Linked DNA regions of Mus musculus: region 1 is linked to region 2. A link is a loop called in an ENCODE intact Hi-C map of the cell type or tissue named here. Cell type or tissue: heart. All regions are shown on one strand. Region 1 has its middle 17 kb from the start of Ccnl1. Region 2 overlaps Ssr3 (signal sequence receptor, gamma).

What was found. Hi-C counts contacts between places; a loop is a spot of excess contacts. Peaks named below come from ENCODE experiments on the same cell type or tissue, not always from the same donor. Only the 100,000 strongest peaks of a DNase experiment are listed, where the experiment ranks them.
Region 1: it touches region 2 in a loop (2.5-fold over the local background); 3 of 42 quality-filtered maps call a loop at or near these places.

Annotation. Positions count from the first base shown.
Region 1 is chr3:65,973,466-65,977,465 of GRCm38, reverse strand. No RefSeq gene overlaps it. Among named protein-coding and RNA genes, the nearest start is that of Ccnl1, 17 kb to the right of the region's middle. In heart, a CTCF peak has its summit at 2,040; DNase peaks (open chromatin) are centred at 1,965 and 2,575; H3K4me3 peaks cover 1,932 bases; H3K27ac peaks cover 3,395 bases.
Region 2 is chr3:65,384,159-65,388,158 of GRCm38, reverse strand. It overlaps Ssr3 (signal sequence receptor, gamma), which reads left to right. Exons shown (of 5, transcript NM_026155.3): 3 at 329-427. Among named protein-coding and RNA genes, the nearest start is that of Ssr3, 6.4 kb to the left of the region's middle. In heart, no CTCF peak of the experiment used is centred here; a DNase peak (open chromatin) is centred at 2,228.

The sequences.
Region 1 (4,000 bases), 590 kb before region 2:
GCAGAATTTTTTTTTAACAGAGCTTCTATGATGATACAGACATAGGCACGCCAAAATACACAGATCCAGGAACCATTTATCTTAGGAAAAAAAAAAGGTTTAGGACCCCCACTCCTCCCCACCCCCTTTATTTATTTATTTTTTCTGTTTTCATTATCCAGCTACCAACTATCATTAAAAATCAACATTTTTGATTTATGAGTTAGGACGTCAAGCCAACACTATTATATTTTAGTTAACGACTACCTGTTTTACATTAGACATTAGCTTCTCTTTTTTAAATTACATATTATTTTGTAGGATGGGAGCACACTCATGTGGAGGTCAGAGGACAACTTGTGGGAGTCCGTTTTCCCCTTCCACCATATGGGGTCCAGGATCAAACTCAGGTTGTCACACAAGTGCTGTTAATTACTTCTGAGGTAGCTCGAGTTGCAACTTGATTTAAATCCCTGGAGGAAACACATCACAAACGTGTGTTTCCCACAATAACTGTTTTTAATTTGGAATTCCGTTTTCTAACATTTCAAACCACTGTTCATCCCGCTGGACTTTCTCCTGTTCTAGATTCTAAGTAATTTACACTTAGAATCCCCACTTCCCATTCCAAGCTGGCCCACCTCTCCCTCTCCATCCACCCAGGCACTCTCCTTTCACCGAACATCCACAGTAGAAAGTGGGAAGCATCTCTGTCAAAGGCTTCACCCATGTTAAGGGAGGCCTTAACTGAGCTAAAGCCCCAGCCTCCATATGCATGTGAACTTTTTGTCCCTGCTCAAAACAACAACAGCAACAACAACAACAACAAAAAAAAAACCCTCCTCAAAAAACAGTGGCCTGTGGGAGCTCAGAGAGCCCTGAGGAAGAGGAGGAAGGATTGTAGGCCCCAGAGGGGTCAAGGACACCATGAGAACACAGCCCACAGATCAACTAAACAGGGCTTGTTGAGGCTCAGAGACTGGAGCGACAATCAGGAAGCCTGTATGGGTCTGAGTTAGGTCCTCTGTATAAATGTTATGATTGTTAACAGCGGGAGTGGGACTGTCCCTGACTCTTGTCGGCCCTTAGGACCCTTCTCCTAGTGGAATTCCTCCTCTAGCTGTGATCTGAGGGTCTGTGCCCAGTCTTATTGCAACTTGTGTGTAACTTGTTATGCCAAGTTCTGTTGATATCCCTGGGAGGCCTGCTTTTTTTCTCAAGGGAAACAGAAGCAATGGATCTAGGGGAGAGGGGAGACTGGGAGAAGCGGAGAGAGGGGAAACTGTTCTGTACAGTATAAGAGAATAATTTTTAAATGGCCTGTACTAGGCCAGAATACAACCAACTGAATATAAAAATGGAATCAGTTACATCAATTCCACATCTCCAAATCTAAACTGATCTTCCCAAGAGTCTGGAGCAAGTTCCTGACTGGTCGGTCTCAACAGGAACCAGTCAGTTCTCTCTATTCTAACACTAAAGGCGACCTGAAGTAAAATAATGTTAACCAATTAGGTTTGGGGGTTTTGTCTGCTTGTTTTTGTCAACTGTCAGAATTCCACTCCTGCCTTACAAGAACAGTCACTGTGAAATGTCTAATCGGTTTGCTCTTTCACGGGTCATCAGCACTCCATTCTTCATAAAACTAACTTATTCTGCCTCCGTCTATCAGAACACCCATTTTATAGATGAAATGTTGCCCAATTCTAGACTTATACACAAAACAACTATATGAAAATTCTTTGTCTTTTGACACCCTTATGAACATGTTTTCTTTAACCCTGCAATTTAGGTTTGTGGGGATTTAAAGGGCAGGATAAAAAGGACAGCTCAATCATCAGGAAAGCAGCCAAAGATCTGATAGTGTTGAAAACAAAACAAAGGAAGTGGCAATAGGGAGGGGAGTCGAGACAAAAGGGAATTTAGGAAGTGAACTAATAACAGTAGTAAAGAGAAAAAAGACAAAAGCAGGCAGAGCCTGGGTGGGGGTGGGGCACACTCAGACACCGCTTATTTAAAGGCGCCTTATTCAAGTTGGCCTGAAGGCGGTGGCTTTTGTTCACTTAAATTAGCCTTCTGGCCTTTTTAAGACAATTAACTATTCTCTAAAACTCAGCTGCTTTTCATGTCCAGCCTTTCAAGACGCAATACTTGGATAGGACAATCCAAAAGAAAATTAAAAATTACATTAATCTTTTCAAGCTAGGCTAAGGTGTCTTATCCCAGCCTTCTTACAGAAAGCCTCCACGCTCTCTCCAGTTTAGAGGGAAGGCATAAATACAGCTCAACGTTTCCAAATACATCTAATTGACCTATTTTCTTGTTGTTTCCTTTCAACGGAAGCCCCCAGCTTGGGAGGGGATTAATAATAGTTTCACACAAGAAATGGGTACATTTAAAGTTTGAAGAAACTCTAAAAACTGTTCAATTTAAGTGCTTGGAGGCCAAGGCACAGGAGAAGCAACTGGTCACTCAGCCCACCCCCGAGGCCCACGGCCAGACTGGATAAGGACTCGGCTATTGGCGTCACAGGAGGCTGGCGCTGCGGGGACCAGAAGAGGAGCAGCGTCAGCGCTCGCAGGGACAGAAGCCAGAGAGCGAGTTAGACACGCCCACAGGATGGGAGGAGGGCGCCGCGCGAGCGGGTGGGCGGGGCTAGATGACGGCTTCCGGTTTGTGCACTTCCGCTCCACCCGGTTCTCTCCCCCGCCCAGCGCGGCTCCCTGCTGGCTTTCCCAGAAACTGATCAGTGGACACTCCTCGGGGCTGGATGAGTCCCAACCCGAAACTTGTTAGTCCCAGCGTATGCTCTCTGGCGGAAAAGCCGCGGCTTTTCCTAGCTGGGGCAGGGGACACTAACGTCGCTTGTCTGCCGCTCTGCGGTACCACGTGGTCAGCGAGTTGGGTGGAGGTGGGGGGGAAGGAGTTGCCCTGCCTCCCCCAGTTCCCTGGGGCACAGTGCGGCTGTCCAGTCCTGATCTCTCCAGTGCCCTATTGAGTTGTGGTGACGAAGGTCTTACCAGGCTCCCGTAAACCTTGTTAATATCTTCGTAATGACCTGTTTACAAAATTCACTTGCCCCAGAACATTTACCAGCTTTCCTATCAAGAAGATAAAGAACATGTGATGTCATGGCCTTGGCATTTTGAATGTTCCCAAACGCTTTACTGGAGAGCAGAAACAGCTTTCTCTCCCACAGTCCACGTTGGGACTGAGTGTCCGCAAATCCCACACAACACACTAGAAAATAGCATGCTTTACCAATACTATAGGCTGACGTCTAGGTGTCGAGGTTTTAAGTTTAAAGCCGAGCCACGCTGACTACCTATAGTAAAATTGGCATTATAAACGAGTCACTACAGTACCTACAATTATATTTATTTATTTTTTTTTCTCTTTTCAAGACAGGGTGTTTCTATTTCTGGATGCTCTGGGGCTCTGTAGACCAGGGTGGCTGAAACTCAGAGATCTAGCATGCCTCTGTCTCCCAAGTGCTGGGATTTAAAGGCTTGAGCCATCACCACTCGACTGAAATCTTAAAATTTAGGTGTAAACTGTCCTTTTATCTAAATACAAAATAGTAATCCAGCCAGCACTCCACTGATCTCCGGGAACACTGTAACTAGAAACTTGGTTGCTTCTGAGAATCCAAAGATACACATGAAAACAGTGTGAACTACCAAAAGCAATTTTGTTCGTATTCCAATGTACTCATTTCTAAAGTAGCTGAAAAACTTAGGAATGTAAACACCTCTAAATTGTTTATTGACTGGTAGAAAAAAAAATCTTGTTTGTGATGGTTTGGAGGAGCAGTAGATGAGCAACATCTGTTTCTGAAGTATGTATGCCACTAGACAGAAACAAAATAGCCATCACCAATGCAGGACTTTTCTCTCCAGTGAGGTCAATGTTACAGTGTTTACAACTAAGTCCAACTAAAATTTCTTGCAAAGTACCCTCTGATGTGTTTTCAGGAAGTCTTTTCCTTTAGTTACAAAATGAGTATTGTTCAGTATGATGT
Region 2 (4,000 bases):
AAAATAAAATGTAGTTACAGTATTCCTAATTGAATTGTGCTAATAGCATTTGACTTTTATACCCATATTAAATACTTGAGCTTTGGAAAATGCTTCCTTTCAAGCAGAAATCAAATCCCATAACTAAGAAACCACATTTTGAGAAGTTCTTGAACTTCTCTTAGGTTGTGTAGTATAATAAACTCGGAACTTTTTGTTTAGTTGACTTTCTTGAAATATAAAGAGTCACTCAGTTGACAGTAGAAAACACGAGTGCAGAGTGTGTTTTGAGACTGACTTTCATCTCTAGAGCTTGTGGAGACCTTTTCCTTCCTGTGTTCTCTTTCAGAGTGGCACAGAAGAGGGAGGATGCTGTTTCCAAAGAAGTGACTCGAAAGCTTTCTGAAGCTGATAATAGGAAGATGTCCCGGAAGGAGAAAGACGAAAGGTTTGATTGTGTGTGTGTGTCTGTCTGTCTGTCTGTCTGTGTGTGTGTATACACATAAGTTTACACATTAGAGGCCAGAAGACGTGTCAGGTATCAGGTAGTAGTTCCTCTGTCACTTTCCACTGTGTTCTTTGAGGGTCTTGCTGAACCTGGAGCAGCCCACAAGGCTTGGTGGCCAGCACCTTGTCATCTTCTGTTTTCTCAGAGCTGGAATTACAGGACTGCATTCAGGGTGTAATACAGGATAACAGGTGGGGCCATGGCTACTGGGTTCTTAATCTGTCTCTCTACCCCCTTTGACTCCTTATTTAAAGTGGTAGTCAGAAACCTTGGTAGGAAGTCCGTTTTTAAATTCTCATTAAAGATGTTGGGATTGTGTAAATAGTAGCAGTGGTGATGGTAATGGCTGACTTTTGAATTGTTAACCACTAGAGTGTTTTCTTTGGTTTATTCCAAAGAGTACCTATATGTAAAGTATCTGCTACATAATTCCTGCATTTACAGCTCAGGAATCATTGCTGAAGAGGGAGCTCTCTATGAACCAAAGGAACAGGAAGTTTGCTGTGAGATTCTCATCCACTAAAAATGTCAGAGAAGTTACACTCATGAAATCTCATCAACACGGCTGACGTGAACAAGGAAGACACTGATAGTCTGATGTAGAAGGGGAACACCCATGAGGCCCCAGCCCTGACAAAGAGCTACAGGCCACTAGGAATGCTAAGAGCAGCAGAAATAGTCCGTCTTCACCAGGGGAGCTCACACCCATTGGTTATCCAGTACCAAATAGTCAGGTCTGCAAACGTAAACATAGTAACAGACAGACAGAACAGGTGGTATTTATATAGTTAGGAATAGGCATGACATATACCATCACCACCACCAGTTAAGGAAACGGCTGTGAATTTGAAAGGGAGCCCAGGGGCATTCATGGGAGGGGGTGTAGAGAAAAAGGGAAGGGAGACAGATGATATAATTATAATCACAGGCACAAAGACTGAGAGAGTAGGTGCTGTTGTGATCTCCATTTTACACCCAAGGAAAACAGGCATTAGAAGGCTTGGTGACTTGTTTGTTGATACATAGATCCATGGTAATAGACTGTCCAAGTTGGAAGCTTATGCCAGTAACTGTTTTACTGGAATTTAGGAAGCAACAGAGCTTGTATGTTGTTTAACCCAAATCTGTAGGGTACAGGGTATTATGTTAACATTTTTAGTAGTTTTGATATTGAAATTCCCCAGGGGTATCCATGCATGTATGAATACTTGATACACTGTCTGGGGGAAAGAAAGAACTGGGATTGTCCTTTGTTGATTGAGGTTGTGGTGGTATGTTTGTTAACTCTCTTCTCCCTCCCACCCCCACCTCGACACCCCCCCCCCAAACAAAACAAAACAAAACAAAAAAACCCTACATAGTATGAACTGCCTGAGTCCCAAATTGATGAAATAAATTGGTGCGAGGCAAGCAAATCTGTGAGTTTGAGGCCACCCTGTGTACCAGGTGTTTAATAGCAGCATGGTGCATAGTTTACTTTCATGGATCTTAAGCTTTAGCACTGTGCTTTGTGGGACTTTCACTGCATTTCCTCCAGGAAGACTTTGTGTGAGCCTTATGAAGTAATAGAATTTTATAAGACCAAGCAGCATTTAAAAGCAAGGAAAGCTGTTTAAATGAGGACTGTGGAATTACCTCTAGTGTTTGAGCACTGTACTTACTTGTGAGTCAGAGTGCTCAGGAAGCATGTGAGGTCATGCTGGTTTTACTCTGATGGAAAGCAGCAAGCAAGCCCTGCAGAAAGGAAGGCTTCCTGGCACTGGCCCTTGGAAGGACTTTATCAAGTGGATCCTAATTTAAGGAACACCAAGTAACTTAATGAACAATGCTTCTACAGTGGTTTGGAAAGGAACTGAACATTAACAAACTGATTATCTTCTTTGAATACTTTATAAAAATAAGGACTCGATATTAAAATGGCAAAAAAGGCCTGTTGTAGGGAGCAGTAATGAGGGTTGGCTGCATAGCTGGTTTTGCATAATTTTGAGTAGGAATAAAAGTTGGAGAATCTAACCCTAAAAGTGCCTTTGTTGAATTGTGTAGGACAATATTAAATTGGAGTACATATTATTTTTACCTAAATTTCAGAGTACTTGACACATAAATTAAGATTTTGGAGATGGTCATATTGGAAATGGCAAATAGGTCTCAGACTACACCAGTCTGCTGTGTGTATTGTTTTTTCTTCCTGGGATATGTCTCAGGATTTTTTTCAGTGTGGTGTTCAGGTGGTCATCACAAGTGAGTCCAAGCACTGGGAGTCCCAGTCCAAGAACTGGGAGTGAGACCTCTCTGTCATTTGTTAACTTAGCTTTTTCAAAGTTGTCAGGTTGATGTATAAAGTGCATATTATAAAATTTCTCTTGCCAACAACAGAAATGAGTGCTATTAGTATTTTCTTCAAAGATAGTTTTACCCAGGTCTAGACTCATGATTAATCTGGATAACAGATCAGAGACTCATTAAGATTTGATAAGTTGTTTCCAGAGGCTATGTTGCTTCCAAGAGATTTGATGTAAGAAAAGATGCAACAGTTTGTCTTCAAGCTCCATTGATAACTGTTTTGGCATGTTTGTATTTTGCCACTCAGGGACGGAAATAAGCAATGGCGAGTTAGAGATTCAAGCTCCGAAGTGGGACTCTTCTTGGTTTCCTGAAACTCTTTTGACAGTATTATCTGCTTGTAACAATTTCTGTTTAGTCTACTCTTTTCTCCTGTCATAGTTGGCTGTCCCTGAAGAATGATTGCTTGGGAAATACTCTCCTAAGCTAAATTTTCTACTAGTGAAGCTTTTGTAGAGGCATTGGTAATGAATACATTTGGAGTTTTTTTTTTTAAATTATTTCACAATAACCAGTATGTGGTAGACTAGAAATGCTTCAAAGACATTTGGATGGTTCTGGCTTATGTAGCCTAATGTAACATGGGAGCTGGGGTATCATCATGGATTGGATCGTCAGACTTCCATCCCAGTTGTTTTGGAGGTGATTCTGTTTCAGGTCATGGCACGAAGAGAGTTAGGGAGACCTGCTCAGATGTCACTGGGATGATTTAATCAGCAGAATAAAAGCATACCATAGCTCACTGGGTCTTATGCCAGAGTTAAAAATAGCTGTGTTGATTCTGAGTATTTTTTAGCATTCAGGTGCAGCTTACTGTGCCTGATTTCCTTGGAGCAGCGTAAGAGTGTCTTTCCTACAGTTTAGATTCATTTAGTCTTTGAAATCAGAATGTTGTTGGCTATACTTTAATGTGGCATTCTTCCTGTTTCCCAAAGAAGAATAAATTCATTAAGTAGGTGCCATTTATAAGATCAAAGATATAGAGCGTATATATGAGACTACAGATTTTATAGTGAAGATTGGTGATGCTATCTTTATTTTAGCTCCTGTAGCCAAGCTTCTTGAATTTGGATTAAAGCATGTGCTAAGGTAGAAATGTCAATTACTTGTGGTAGTGGGTGGGAGGGCTCTGTATCATCTGACTTCAGAGTAGAATATCTTCCTGGAAGG